2 separate regions of the Homo sapiens genome follow, and region 2 is linked to region 1. Evidence: read pairs that join two places in POLR2A ChIA-PET (ENCODE). Cell type or tissue: Caco-2. All regions are shown on one strand. Each heading gives the region's core, and the rest is flanking DNA. Links, peaks and the distances in the headings are about the cores only.

What was found. ChIA-PET counts read pairs that join two places held together with the same protein. Peaks named below come from ENCODE experiments on the same cell type or tissue, not always from the same donor. Only the 100,000 strongest peaks of a DNase experiment are listed, where the experiment ranks them.
Region 2: POLR2A ChIA-PET joins it to region 1 with 6 read pairs; 1 of 35 experiments calls an interaction of 5 or more read pairs at or near these places.

What each region holds. Positions count from the first base shown.
Region 1 is chr20:53,760,125-53,768,051 of GRCh38, reverse strand. No RefSeq gene overlaps it. Among named protein-coding and RNA genes, the nearest start is that of BCAS1-AS1, 150 kb to the left of the region's middle. RefSeq lists enhancers at 234-403, 4,605-5,271. In Caco-2, for the core only: a CTCF peak has its summit at 3,786; a DNase peak (open chromatin) is centred at 4,041; H3K4me3 peaks cover 603 bases.
Region 2 is chr20:53,526,335-53,534,261 of GRCh38, reverse strand. No RefSeq gene overlaps it. Among named protein-coding and RNA genes, the nearest start is that of ZNF217-AS1, 22 kb to the left of the region's middle. In Caco-2, for the core only: no CTCF peak of the experiment used is centred there; a DNase peak (open chromatin) is centred at 4,371.

The DNA.
Region 1 (7,927 bases), core at 1,446-6,445:
CTTTGTGAATTTCCTTGTCTATTTTGCTGGCTTGTTCTTCCAGATGAAATTTATTATTTGATTAATGTTGCCAAAAATGGTAAGAAAAATATCAATTATAGTAATAAAATGTTTTGTGGGGAAAGCATGGTAATTAAATGATTAGTTGTGAAAGTATTTCTTTGGTGTGTGCTTCCATTTGATTAGATTGTAAGACTTTTATCTGCCTTGGTGTCTCATTCCCGGTGTCTGTCACAGAGTTTGCACATAGCCAATGCTCCACTGGTATCTTTTAACAGGTTTGGGGGACTTGGGGCTTGTTTTGGTTTTGGTTTTGGTTTTGGTTTGAGTAAATGAAGCAATCATTGGAAAGGTGTAGGGGAAGTGCAAAGAGCCATAGGACCAGGGAATCCGAAATCATGGTTCCAAACTAGAAAGCAAGCACTTTCACTTTTTTCTTTCAAAATTTCTTTCTTCCAGAAACTTAATCCTAGCACAATTTTGATCACTAGGCCAAAATCATTCTACATGTCTGTCTTAGTCCCTTTGGGCTACCGTAACAAAATACCATAGACTGGGTAGCTTAGAGCAACAGACATTGATTTCTCCCAGTTCTAGAAGCTGGAAGTCAGAGAACAGAATGTCAGCATCTGGTATCCTGATCTCTGACTCCCACTGACCTCTGGGTACTACCATCAGGCTCTGGTGACAGCCGGCTTCCAGGCTGCAGACTGCCAACGTGGCAGAAAGGGAAAGTTCCCTGGGATTGCCTTTATAAGGGCACTAATCCCACGCATGAGGGCTCCACTCTCATGACCTCACCACCTCCCAAAGATCCCCACCTTCAAATACCAACACATTAGGGATTAAGATTTCAACAGATGAATTTGGAGGGAAAACAAACATTCAGTCCATCGCTATGTCCGCCATCAAAGAAAGAAACTCGGAAACACTCAAATGGTTACTTCCCACACACTCAGCTTCCAACCTTCAGCACCATTGGGTTTATTTTATTTTATTTATTTATTTATTCATTTATTTTTTTGAGATGGAGTCTCACACTCTCGCCTGGGCTGGAGTGCAATGGCGCAATCTCGGCTGACTGCAACCTCCACCTCCCGGGTTCAAGCAACTCTCCTGCCTCAGCCTCCTGAGTAGCTGGGATTACAGGTGCCCACCACCACGCCCGGCTAATTTGTTGTATTTTTAGTAGAGACGAGGTTTCACTATGTTGGCCAGGCTGGTCTCGAACTCCTGACCTCGTGATCTGCCCGCCTCAGCCTCCCAAAGTGCTGGGATTACAGGCATGAGCCACCTCGCCCAGCATCATTGGGTTTACTTAGGATAAAAATATAATTGTTAACTTCTCAAGGAGTTACACCTTGGGGGGTGCCGTTCCATTTATTAGTACCTTGGATGTTAATCTTGTTGGTTGGCACGAGGGGGGATCTTATGGTGCATCGGGGTCACACTTAGATTCTTACCGACCTAGCTTCCCTCTCTGCTCCTTGTGTCACTCAAGCATCTTAAGTCAGACTAAAAGTGACCGTGTAGAATAACAAAAGGCTACAGATTTGAAGAGCACAGTCTGCAGTAATCTTACTTGGCCATGGTAGATGATACGGCCCGCTGGTTAAGTCTTGGAGGCAGACTTAAGACAAGAAGCTCAAGGCTGAGTAACTGGGAAGTTCATGCCTCCTCCATCCACCATGCTGGAGAAATAAATGTAGACAGAAGCAAATCCAAATGAACGTCCTTCTCTTGGTAGGACTGCAGTCTTCGATTTTCAAGTCTAATACGCCCAGCTTCAAAATCTGGGTCTGCCACGGGACAAACTTCGGCAGCTTCCTTTACTTCTCTAAGCCTTGTGTGTATGGGAATAACATAATAGGGCCTCTTTCAGAATTCTGGAGTCAACCGGGCATGGTGGCTCACACCTGTAATCCCAGCACTTTGGGAGGCCAAGACGGGCAGATCACTTGAGATCAGAGTTCGAGACCAGCCTGGCCAACATGGTGAAACCTGTCTCTGCTAAAAATACAAAAATTAGCTGGGTATGGTGGTGAGAACCTGTAATCCCAGCTGCTCGGGAGGCTGATGCAGGAGAATCACTTGAGCTGGGAAGTGGAGGGTGCAGTTAGCCAAGATTGCACCACTGCACTCCAGCCTGGGCAACAGAATGAGACCCTGTCTCTCAAGAAAAAAAAAAAAAAAAGCCAGGCATGCTGGTTCATGCCTGTAATTCCAGCACTTTGGGAGGCTGAGGTGGGAGGATCATCTGAAGTCAGGAGTTTGAGACCAGCCTGGCCAACATGGTGAGACCCTGTCTCTACTAAAAAAAAAAAAAAAAAAAAAATACAAAAATTAACTGGGTGTGGTGGTGGGCGCCTGTAATCTCAGCTACTCGGGAGGCCGAGGCAAGGAATTGCTTGAACCCAGGAGGCGGAGGTTGTAGTGAGCTGACATCCCACCACTGCATTCCAGCCTGGGCGACTGAGCGAGACTCGGTCTCAAAAAAAAAAAAAAAAAGTTGGAGTCAAGTTTAAATAAGATAAAGATTATAAAGCCCTGGCCGGGTGCAGTGGCTCAAGCCTGTAATCCCAGCACTTTGGGAAGCCGAGGCAGGCAGATCACCTGAGGTCAGGAGTTTGAGACCAGCTTGGCCAACGTGGTGAAACCTCATCTCTACTAAAAATACAAAAATTAGCCAGGCATGGTGGTGGGTGCCTGTAATCCCAGCTACTTGGGAGGCTGAGGCAGGAGAATTGCTTGAACCCAGGAGGTGGAGGTTGCAGTGAACCGAGATCGTGCCATTGCACTCTAGCCTGGGTGACAAGAGCGAAAACTCTGTCTCAAAAAAAAAAAGTCCGGGCGCGGTGGCTCACGCCTGTAATCCCAGCACTTTGGGAGGCCGAGGCGGGCGGATCACGAGGTCAAGAGATTGAGACCATCCTGGCTAACACAGTGAAACCCCGTATAAAAAATTAGCTGGGCGTGGTGGAGGGCGCCTGTAGTCCCAGCTACTCGGGAGGCTGAGGCAGGAGAACAGCATGAACCCGAGAGGCAGAGCTCGCAGTGAGCCGAGATCCCGCTACTGCACTCCAGCCTGGACGACAGAGCAAGACTCCGTCTCAAAAAAAAAAAAAAAAAAATTATAAAGCATTTAGTGCAATGGCTAAAAAAAAAAGTGCTTGATAAATTGATTGCTACTATTAGTGTTATGATTATTAGTGACACAGAATATAGCCAGCTATTTATTTATAGAAAGAGGTCCCAAACTTTATGTAACACAGAAATCTTCACTTTCCTTTTGTGTCTTTTTCTTCCCTCAAAGAAAAAAAACAAATTTTTAGCCAAAACAAAAATGATGGAACAGCTCAGAGTTGGTACAATACAATTTACTTCTTAGGTTCTCATGTTTATACTGGGGAGATACTAGTGTATTTATCAATGCCTTAAGCAAAGAGAAGTGCAGCATAGACTAAGTGGCACCCTCATTTTCATTTTATATCTCTTTCTTCAGCCCACCCTCCTAATGATCGCGTGTATATTTTAGGTACATCTCTTCTGTATAAATCCTCCCACCCCCACTTTTTGTAAGCATGAAGATTAAGTGGACAAAGACAAATTCAATTAAGCTGTAAGCTTTGGTGACCAGCAGCTATTTTTCTTGAGAAACTGAATCCAAACATCTCAGGGGTGGGGACGAGCTTGCAATGCGCTTCTGAATGCAAAGGAGGCAGGACTTGAGCATAAATCACGCGACAAACTGAGCCCTCCTCTATTAATCTTTTCTTCAGAAAAAGACACTGTTTTAAGGGGAAATTAAAGGCAATCAATAAGCAGGCTCGCCTGCACGGCTTCTGAGCTCAAGATGCAAATATCATTCCAAATTCTGGATTCCAAAGAGACCCCTCCATTGATATGTTAATCGTCTCCTCGTGTTTCTATGACCTCAGATCCTGGCAGGGCATGAAGCCATACTTACAGGAAACAAAAGGAAAGCACGTTGTAGAACAAACATTTGCTAAGTGGACTTTGACTGTAAACCCCAACTTGTCATGTGCTAAAGGATGGAATTCTCCACGAGCCAGGGGCTGATGCCCTGAATGTTTAATATGTTTACATGTTTAAAGAGCTGCCATGACGTATTCTTTATCTGGTATCACCTGACATCTCGGCTTCATATTCATGGTGCACAAGACAGCAAAGGTTTTGGTGCTGTCATCCCAAATAAAGACAACTTTTGGCAATTGGAAATAAAATTCAGTTGCCTACAAATCAAAGATGACTGCAACCAAATGTTGATTACCTGTTTATAAATTCACCAAGTCAACAGCAAATTCAGAGACTACTTATTTGGCACCGATTGTAGGCAAGATATTGGGCTAGGGCACTGCGGATACACAGATGAACATGTTTGACAAGAAGGTTATGTTTTTAGGGGCAGGTAGGCAATATACAATCTAAAAAATAACAATAAATTGGGTTTGGGTGAGTGCTATGAAGAATAAAACCAGATCGTGAAAAAGAGAATAACTAGGGGTGGAGAGGGGGTAGAGGAGGTCCTTCCTGAAAAAATCATGTAGGTACAGAAATTCAAGGAGGTCAGGCAGTAACAGGTAGTCTGCAGAGGTGACATTCCAGACACAGGGACAGTAAGTGCCAAGGTCTTGAGGTAGACAAGGGCTTGTGTTTGAGAATCAGAAAGCAGCCAATGTAGCTAACCTGTGGTGGATGAGATTGTGGCTTACCCTCAAGAAAGAGCCAGCTCCTACAGCATCATGAAGGTAGCAATACTTTATGAGAATCAAGTTCAATATTCAAAAAAAAATAGCCAGGCACAGTGGCTCATGCCTGTAATCCCAGCACTTTGGGAGGCCAAGGCGGGAGGATCATTTGAGGTCAGGAGTTCAAGACCAGCCTGGCCATCATGGTGAAACCCTGTCTCTACTAAAATTAGCTGGGCGTGGTGACACACTCCTGTAGTCCCAACTACTCGGTAGGCTGAGGCAAGAGAATCACTTGAACCCTGGAGGAGGAGGTTGCAATGAGCCGAGATCGCGCCACTGCACTCCAGCCAGGGCAGACAGAGTGAGACTCTGTCTCAAAAATAAATAAATAAATAAATAAACAAATAAAGTTTTCCCATCAGTAAAGATGCATATCTCTTCTCCAATCCTGAACACTCTAAAAGAATCTCAAAGGTTGACCAAGCATATATTTTTGAAGAGTTTGAGGCAGGGCATGGTGGCTCACCCCTGTAATCTCAGCACTTTGGGAGGCCAAGACGGGAGACTCACTTGAGATCAGGAATTAGAGGCCAGCCAGAGCAAGATCCCGTCTCTTCAAAAAATTCTTTAAAATTAGCCACGCATGGGGCAGGGTGCGGTGTCTCACACCTGTAATCCCAGCACTTTGGGAGGCCAAAGCGGGCAGATCACAAGGTCAGGAGATCAAGACCATCCTGGCCAACATGATGAAACCCCCTCTCTACTAAAATACAAAAAATTAGCGTGCCTGGACTACATGCCTGTAGTCCTTGCTACTCGGAAGGCTGAGGCAGGGGAATTGCTTGAACCCAGGAGGCGGAGGTTGCGGTGAGCCGAGATCACGCCACTGCACTCTAGCCTGGCAACAGAGCAAGACTCCGTCTCAAAAAAATAAAATAAAATTAGACACGCTTGGTGGTGCATGTAGTCCCGGCTACTCAGGAGGCTGAGGAGGGGGGATCACTTGAGGCCAGGAGTTCGAGACTGCAGGGAGTTATGATTGCACCACTGCACTCCACCCTGGACAACAGAGTGAGACCCTGTCAGGGAAAAAAAAAAAAAAAGGACAAAGGTGGGCACTAACATTTGACCCATTTTCCCATTCAGGCACATGTCTATAAACCAGAGATTCTCACCCAGGGGTGAGTTTGCCTTGAGAGAAACACTGGGCAAAGGTCAAAGGCATGTTTTTCTGTCGCCTCCTGGAACATGGGGTACGTGTTACTAGTATGTAATGAGCAGAGGCCAGAGAAGCTGTTTAACATCCTACAGTGCACAGGATGGCCCCTCAACAAAGGATGGCCTCTCCCAGAATTTGAATATAATAGAAACCCTGCCATAGAGCAAAAGCTCCTTGTAAGGAGAAGGTTCTCGGCCGGGTGCGGTGGCTCACGCCTGTAATCCCAGCACTTTGGGAGGCCGAGGTAGGCAGATCACAAAGTCAGGAGTTCGAGACCAGCCTGGCCAATATGGTGAAACCCTGTCTCTACTAAAAATACAAAAATTAGCTGGGCGTGGTGGATCCCAGCTACTCCAGAGGCTGAGGCAGGAGAATTGCTTGAACCCGGGAGGCGGAGGTTGCAGTGAGCCAAGATCGCGCTACTACACTCTAGCCTGGGCAACAGAGCAAGACTGCATCTCAAAAACAAAAAAGAAGCAACTTCTCTGTAAGGGCACAGTGTGATGTCTTCCTTCTCTGCCACACTATGGGCCTAGTGATATTCATCCTACTGCCTTCTGAGGCCACCCAATGATGTGCCATAGTATAGTAGCACTGGGGTCACAGACTAAGGGCTGGGAAGGATATGATGGGAACAGAAGCAAATAGAAGTGTTAACTGAGGCTTTACTCACACCAGGCCCTGAACTAACTTCTTTACATCAATGTAATCATTATCCTCAAGACAGCCCTGCAAAGTAGGTACTTTTTTTTTTTTTTTTTTTTTTTTTTGAGACAGTCTCACTCTGTCATCCAGGCTGGAGTGCAGTGGCATGATCTCAGCTCACTGCAAACTTCTGACTCCCAGGTTCAAGTGATTCTCTGCCTCAGCCTCCTGAGTAGGATTACAGGCGCCTGCTACTATGCCCAGCTAATTTTTGTATTTTTAGTAGAGACGGGGTTTCACCATCTTGGCCAGGCTAGTCTTGAACTCCTGACCTCAGATGATCCACCCGCCTCGACCTCCCAAAGTACTGGGATTACAGCCGTGAGCCACCATGCCCAGCCAGTAGGTACTGTTTTTATGCACATTTTACAGATGAGGAAGTTGAGGCTCAGGGACATTAATATCACACTTCAAGGAATTAGGAATTTGGGGATTCTAACCCAGGGTGCCTGAACTCTTCATTTCTCCTCTTCATTAATATTCTGTGAAAAGCTCTGAGTGTTTGCCTTTAAAAAGCAATCAAGGCCCGGCACAGTGGCTCACGCCTGTAATCCTAGCACTTTGGGAGGACGAGGCAGGTGGATCACAAGGTCAGGAGTTCAAAACCAGCCTGGCCAAGATGGTGAAACCCCGTCTCTACTAAAAATACAAAAATTAGCTGGGCACAGTGGCAGGAGCCTGTAATCCCAGCTACTCGGGAGGCTGAGGCAGGAGAATTGCTTGAACCCAGGCGGCAGAGGTTGCAGTGAGCCAAGATCACGCCACTGCACTCCAGCCTGGGCAACAGAGTGAGACTCCACCTAAAAAAAAAAAAAAAAAAAAAGCAATCAAATGGGCTTCCCTTGCCCCTAACAGTGAGCAATTGGAGTCCAATATGCCTTAACTATCAGGTTTGCCAATGTGCTACGATTGTTCTGCTCAGACTATGAAGCGAATGTATCAATTCCAAGTGGTGCCATTGCATTCATTTTTGTTGCAAAATATTTGACTGGGCTATGAATATTTTCCCTCAACTCGACCCTTTTATTTACCTGCCAAATCCATGGTTCCTCCAAGAGTCTCCTCTGTGGAGGCAAATACAAATGACAGTGAAATCTCGATTCACTGGAAACAGGTTATACAAAGCCTACCTTCTTCTCTTTCTTATTTTTGGCCTTGTGCCCCATTTTTAGAAATAATGTAAATCACAAGAAAATAACCTAATATTTAAAATTTATTTTTAAACCACAACCAAAGAAACTCCACTTTGGGGAAGTCTTGAGGTTCACATAAGTGCAGCTCAAACTGCTGC
Region 2 (7,927 bases), core at 1,932-6,931, 230 kb after region 1:
TTCGGGGGCTGGCAGGGCTCAGCGGGGTGGTTCTTGCAGCCCTAGTTAGACGATGACCCAGGTTGGAGTCATTTCGAAGACTTCCCTTTCATGTTTCTGACACTTGATGTCCGGATTGTCTTTTATGGCCTGGCCTTGGAAGTCATGCAATGTCACTTCTGCTGTATTCTAGTTATGACAAATGAGCCATGCCGGGCGTGGTGGCTCACACATATAATCCCAGCACTTTGGGAGGCCAAGGTGGGTGGATTGCTTGAGGTCAGGAGTTTGAGACCAGCCTGGCCAACCATGGCAAAACCCCGTCTCTACTAAAAATACAAAAATTAGCTGGGCATGGTTGCACACACCTGTAATCCCATCTACTTGGGAGGCTAAGGAAGGAGAATTGCTTGAACCTGGGATGTGGAGGTTGTAGTGAGCCAAGATCACGCCACTCTACTCTAGCCTTGGTGACACAGTGAGACTCTGTCAGAAAGAAAGAAGGAAAGGAAAGGAAGGAAGGAAGGAGGGAAGGAGGGAGGAAGGGAAGGAAGGAAGGAGAAAGAGAGAGAGAGAAAGAGAAAAAGAAAGAAAGAAAAGAAAGAAAAGGAGAGAGAGAAAGAGAGAGGGAGGGAGGAAGGAAGGAAGAAGAAAAAAAAGAAATGAGCACTAAGTCTTGCACATTCAGGGGAGGTGGGTTAGTGAGGACTTACATTCTGCCTCTTGAGAGGAGCATCAAAAATTTGCAGAAAATTTGCAATTTTGCAATTTTATTTATTTATTTTTGAGATAGAGTCTCACTCTGTTGTCCTGCCTGGAGTGCAGTGGCGTGATCACAGCTCACTGCAGCCGTGACCTCCCAGGCTCAAGTGATCCTCGTGCTTCAGCCTGCCAAGTAGCTGAGACCACAGATGCGTGCCACCATACCTGGCTAATTTTTAAAAATTTTTTTGCAGAGACAGGGTCTTGCTATCTTGCCCAGGCTGGTCTCAAACTCCTGGGGTGAAGCAATTCTCCCTCCTTGGCCTCCCAAAGTGCTGGGATTACAGGTTTGAACCACTGCGTCTGGCTAAAAATTTGCAGATTTTTTTTTTTTTTTTGAGACAGAGACTCACTCTGTCACCCATGCTGGAGTGGAGTGGTGTGATCTTGGCTCACTGCAACTTCCGCCACCTGGGTTCACGTTGATTCTCCTGCCTCAGCCTCACGAGTAGCTGAGACTACAGGTGTGTGCCACCATGCCCAGCTAATTTGTTATATTTCTAGTAGAGACAGGGTTTCACTGTGTTAACCAGGATGGTCTCCATCTCCTGAACTCGTGATCTGCCTGCCTCGGCCTCCCAAAATGCTGGGATTACAGGCATGAGCCACCATACCCAGCCTGCAGACATATTTAAAAAGGGGAACTGCAGTTCCCCTTTTTGTATTACTTCCCCTAATCTTAGCCCTTAATCACACTGTATTATCATCAGCTTGTCTGTCTCCCTTTACCAGAGCCAGGGATTTCAGGGATAGAATTCAGGAGGTCTGTGACCTTGCATGGGAAAGTCTACAAACAGTTACTTTCTCTAAGTTCTAACTCTAACTTAGCATTTCCTTGATTGTGAAAGTTGGCAACACACCATGCAGTGGCACAAGTACCTGCCACTTTGCCACCATTTGAAGCCACGGATCTTTTCCCATAGCATTCCAGCAGCCGTGGATATCTGGAAATATTACTCACCTTGTCATGACTTTGGAATTATCGTGGTTATTAAACCCTGCTCTGAATTTTGTTATTAAATGCATTAATAAAGAAGCACATAGGGTATGATACCTCAGATTTGTTTTTATAAATACATTAATACCTTTGTATACATGTAATTGATTTTGCTCGTGATAATATCCATTTTATGCAGTTAAAGTTTTTTTTTTAATGTGTATTTTTGAGACAGGGATATCACTATGTTGCCCAGGCTAGTCTCAAACTGCTGGGCTCAAACAATCCTCCCACCTCAGCCTCCTGAGTAGCTGGGACTACAGGTGCATGCTGCCTGTAATCCCAGCTACTCAGGAGGCTAAGGCAGGAGAATAGCTGGAACCCTGGTGGCAGAGGTTGCAGTGAGGTGAGATCGTGCCACTGCACTCCAGCCTGGGCGACAGAGCGAGACTCCATCTCAAAAAAAAAAAAAAAAAGGGATATTTGGTTTCCACTCCCAGAGAGTCTAATGTAATTGCTCCAAAGGGTGCCCTGGGCATTAGGATTTTCAGCCACCACCCCCTCTCCCTCCCAGGAAATGCTATTTTACAGTCAAGGTTGAGAAACACTGGTTCTTGCAACCTGATGTGCCAATGAGTATATATAAAGCATGCTTCTTGCAATCTAATGTGCCAGTGAATCACCTGGGATGTTATTAAAATTGTTTCTGATTGTCTAGGTCTGGGTGGGCCCAAGATTTCCCATTTCTCACAAGCTTCCAGGTGTTGCTGGCGCTGCTGACCCAGGGACCACACTTTGAGAAGCAAGGATCTTGGCGGGGTTTCTCAATCTTGACACTATTGATGTTTTGGGCTGGATAGTTCTCTGTTGTGGGGGCTGTCCTGTGCATTGTAGGGTGTTCAGTGGCATCTGTGGCTTTTGCCTTCCAGATGCCAGTAGCACCCCCCAAATAGTGACAACCAAACGTGTCTTCAGACACCAGGAGGGCAAATTCATTCCGACTTGAGAAACTCTGGTCTGGGAGGTAGCTCTCTAAGGTTTCCTCTTTATGCCAAGACAGAATACTTAGCATTATTTGTAAAATAAGAAGAGGGATATCCAACTTTTTTTTTTTTTGAGATGGAGTCTCACTCCCTCGCCCAGGCTGGAGTGCAATGGCATGATGTCTGCCACTGCAATCTCCATCTCCCAGGTTCAAGCGATTCTCCCACCTCAGTCTCCTGAGTAGCTGGGGCTACAGGTGTGCGCCACCACGCCTGGCTAATTTTTATATTTTTAGTAGAGACAAGGTTTCACCATGTTGGCCAGGCTGGTCTGGAACTCCTGACCTCAAGTGATCCACCCCCCTCAGCCTCCCAAAGTGCTGGGATTACAGGTGTGAGCCCCCTGCCCAGCCTTCAACTTTTTTATTTCTATCATCTTGAAACATCAAGCAGGGTCATCCTACATTTAGAAATATCTTAGTGATGACAAAGAAGCTGGGAGCCAAGAGGCCTGAGCTCAGTCTCAGTTTCGTTGCAACTTGCTGTGTGACTTGGGGTGGGTCACACAACCTCTCTGGGTGTCAGTTTCCTTGCTGTGAAAATGAAAGGATTGGAGGAGAGCAGAGATGGCAAATTCCAGCCTCACCAGGGCTTATTCAGGTAACTGCAGGCCAGAGGGGGGCTCAGGGGTGTGTGTGTGTGTGTGTGTGTGTGTGTGTGTGTGTGTGTGTGTGTGTGTGCATACAGAATTGGGAGGGGTATGAGGAGACTTCAACCCATTTCATGGGAGTTATGGCTACTTAGCTGTCACTGATGACAGCCATATGGCAATGCAAATGCAATATTGCCCTCTGTATTAGTCCATTTTCATGCTGCTGATAGACATACCAGAGACTGGGCAATTTGCAGAAGAGGTTTAATGAACTCATAGCTCCATGTGACTGGGGAGGCCTCACAATCATGGCGGAAGGTAACAGGCACGTCTCACATGGTGGCAGACAAAAGAGGAGAATGAGAGCCAAGTGAAAGAGGAAACCCCTTATAAAATCATCAGACCTCTTGAGATTTACTCACTACCAAGAGAACAGTATGGGGAAACTGCCCCATGATTCAATTATCTCCCACTGGGTCCCTCCCACAACACAGGGGAATTATGGGAGGATACAATTTGATATGGGTGGGGACACAGCCAAACCATATCACCAAGTTTTCAGGTTTTTTTTTTTTTTTTTTTTTTTAGAGAGGTTAGAAATTTGGATTATTATGTAAATCTCTCTTTATAAATACATTACATTAAAATTTAAAAAATGCAGGTGGGACAAAAAAACTCTGTTGTAAAATTCCAATCCATGTGCTCTGGTGTGTGCAGCTCAGATCATAACAATCACAATAGACACACACACTTAGAGCATTTGCTGTGTGCCACGAAGACACCAATTCATTCCACCCTTACAATAATCCTATGAAGTCACTATTACTATTATCCTTGTCTTCAATATTGTAATTGTTTTTCTCACCTCCTCAGGGCCTATCCCTTTTTTTAAGATAAGGATACTCTACAGAGAGAGGTTAAGTATGTTACCCTAAATTGCACAGCTAGGAAGTGCCCAAGTGGGGATTTAAACTTAAGTCACCTGTCCTCGGAGGCAGTCCTGAAAGATTCTTGCCTACAGGGGCTGCTGCATCTGACTCTGCAGTTGTGCATGTCACGGCCACTGGGAAATGGTGCCCTCTGAAGTTGTGCAATGCTATAGTCCCATAACAACGTTTTTTTTTTTTTGTTTTTTGTTTTTTTTCAGAGTCTCTCTCTGTTGCCTAGGCTGGAGTGCAGTGGTATGATCTTAGCTCACTGCAACCTCTGCCTCCTGGGCTCAAGCTATTCTCCTGCCTCAGCCTCCTGAGTAACCGAAATTACAGCTGTGTGCCACCACGCCTGGCTAATTTTTGTATTTTTAGTAGAGATGGGATTTCACCATGTTGGCCAGGCCAGGCCAGTCTTGAACTCCCTACCTCAAGTGATCTGCCCGCCTCGGCTTCCCAAAGTGCTGAGATTACAGTCATGAGCCACCACGCCCAGCCAACAATGGTTCTTTGTTGCATGGAAACTCTAGAGGGGCTATGTAGACAAGGACAAGGGCCGCCGTGGTGTTTTTCTGGGTGGACTGATAGCTGAGGACCAGATTCTCCCACCCTCACCCCACTTCCATGCTGAAGGTTGCAGGACTGTGCTACAAACCCTGGAAGGACTGAGATGACATATTCCATGGGCACAGTGGCCTGGAGGACCAAAGGCTGAGGTAATAGGATGTGGTGAGTTGAATTATGTCTCCCCCAAAAACAATTTGTCCATCTGAAACCTCAGAATATGACCTTATTTGGAAGGAGAGGCTTTGTACATGTGATTAAGGTCAGAATCTGGAGATGAGGTTATCCTGGATGAGAGTGGGCCCTAAGGCCAATGAGATAGAAAAGGAGAAGACATACAGAGACACGGGAAGAAACCCATGCACATGAAGATGGAGGCAGAGATTGGAGTGGGGCAGCCACAGCCACGGATCACCAGGAACCACCAGAAGCTGGAGGAGGCCAGGAAGGGCGTGCTAGAGGGAGCACAGCTCTGCTAACAACTTGATTTTGGACTTGAGGCCTCCAAAACTGTGAGGTAATAAATGCCTGTTGTTTAAAGTCACTCAGTTTAGGCCAGGTGCAGTGGCTCATGCCTGTAATCCTAGAACTTTGGGAGGCCGAGGCGGGAGGATCGCTTGAGCTCGGGAGTTTGAGACCAGCCTGGGCAACGTAAGCAGTCCCCGTATATATCCAACATATACAAAAATTAGCTGGGTGTGGTGGCTCGTGCCTGTGGTCCCAGCTACTCAGGAGGCTGAGGTGGGAGGATGGCTTGAGCCTGGGAGGTGGAGGTTGCACTGAGCTGTGATCACAACACTGCACTCCAGCCTGGGTGATGAAGAGAGACCCTGTCTCAAACAAACAAATAAATAAAGTCACCCAGTTTGTGGTAATTTATTCCAGCAGCCCTAGGAAAATAATGTAGGGGGACTTTTAAAAAAATTAAAAAGTTCAATGTATGACACTGATTGGATAAAGAAAAATGAATAAATTAATTAATTAAAAAGAGGCTGGGTGCAGAGGCTTACGCCTGTAATCCCAGCACTTTGGGAGGCTGAGGAGGGTGGATCACTTGAGGCCAGGAGTTCAAGACCAGCCTGGGCAACATGGTGAAATCCTGTCTCTACCAAAAATACAAAAATTTATTGAGCATGGTAGCATGTGCCTGTAATCCTAGCTACTCGAGAGGCTGAGGCAGGAGAATCACTTGAACCTGGGAGGTGGAGGTTGCAGTGAGCTAAGATGGCACCACTGCACTCCAGCCTGGGCAACAGAGTGAGACTCCGTCTCAAAAAAAAAAGGGGGGGGCTAGATGCGGTGGGTCATGCCTGTAATCCCAGCACTCTGAGGCAGGTAGATCATAAGGTCAAGAGATCAAGACCATCCTGGCCAACATCGTGAAACCCCATCTCTACTAAAAATACAAAAATTAGCTTGGTGTGGTGGCACACGCCTGTAGTCCCAGCTATTTGGGAGGCTGAGGCAGGAGAATTGCTTGAACCTGGGAGGGAGAGGCTGCAGTGAGCCGAGATGGCACCACTGCACTCCAGCTTGGCAACAGAGCAAAACTCCGTCTGACAAAAAAAAACAAAAAAGGAAACAAAGCTACTTTGTTTTCCCTCCCTCCTCCCTCAGTCTGTGGACTGAGACTCAGGGCTGCCAGAGCTGTTCCTGGGATGGACACAGGGTCTCACCCACACGCAAAAGCTGCTATGTCTGAACTCTAAGCATCTTTAATACAGGCACACACGTGCACACACACACTGGTGACAGCAGATGTGTCTCCCATGGTGACCCCCAGCCTTGCTTTCACTCTTCCTTGTGCATGTCAGGGGGTCCGAGCAGGCCAGGAACCCTGGCCTCAAACACTGACAAGGGGTGATTTGAGTGGCTTCGGTGTGCCCGAGTGCAGGGCTGAGGCCACGCTTTTCCGTTGAAGAAGGAGTTTCAGGATTTGATAAATGACTGTTTAATGCTGGCAGGAGAGTTGGCTCATCATTGGGCAGCAACAATCATCATAATTAGAGACAGGCTAGAAGCAGAAGGCCCAGCCCTGCCGTCCTGCACTGCCTCAGAGCCTGACTCTTCTACGCTAACCCTTTCTGGGCCTTGGTGCTGCAGGAAGCCAGGGGCATCATCCAGAAAGAAGAATGTTCTCCGGGCAGCCGGCTGGGACCTCTGTGGAGCCATGAGCCTGGGTGTCAATGGGTCATTAAGCAATGCAGGAGAGGGCAGGAGAGTGGCTGATGTGTGCTGGGGACCCAGCCCAGGTGAGGAGCAGCCACCGTGCAGCGTGGAGCGTCACAGCCTTGCCAGGTCTTCCAACTTGTCAAGAGAGTACAAAAATTCAGGCTACTTTTGTGTGTGTGGCAGAATATGAGTAACATAAACTTTACCATTTTACTCATTTTAAAGCGTGCAGTTCTCCGGCATTAGATACACTCACATTGCTGTGCAACCGTCAGCAGCATCCATCTGCAGAACTTGTTCACCGTCCCAAACTGAAACTCTGTCCCTATTAAATGTGGTCTCCCCACCTCCCCCTCCCACCCCCTGGCACCCATCATGCTACTTTGTGTCTCTATGAATCTGAGCAGGTTATTTTTTTAGAGAATGAAATCTCCTCCTTTAAAAGTTTAGCCTCATTTACGATGGGCCACTGGAATGCACCAATGAATTTCTAATATACATCAACAAATTAACACTCCTGAAACTGAACTTTTGATTTTGATTTTTCCATCAAATGTGGCTTTGTGATTTTTTTTTTTTTTTTTGAGATAGGATCTCACTCCGTCACCCAGGCTCACTGCAGCAGCCTCAACCTCCTGGGCTCATGAAATCCTCCTACCTCAGCCTCCCAAGTAGCTGGGACCACAGGTGTGCGCCACCACAACCGGCTAGTTTTTTGATTTTTTGTAGAGATGGGGTCTCAGTTGCCTAGGCTGATCTCGAACTCCTGGGCTCAAGCGATCCTACAACCTCAGTCTCCCAACATGTTGGGATTACAGGCACGAGCCACTACTCACATCCTGGATGCACCTCTTAACTTATATGTGCCTCAGTTTCTTTATCTGATCAATGGAAATAATTATAGGACCCACGTAGTATGATTGTTGTGAGGATAAAATATGTTCATTAC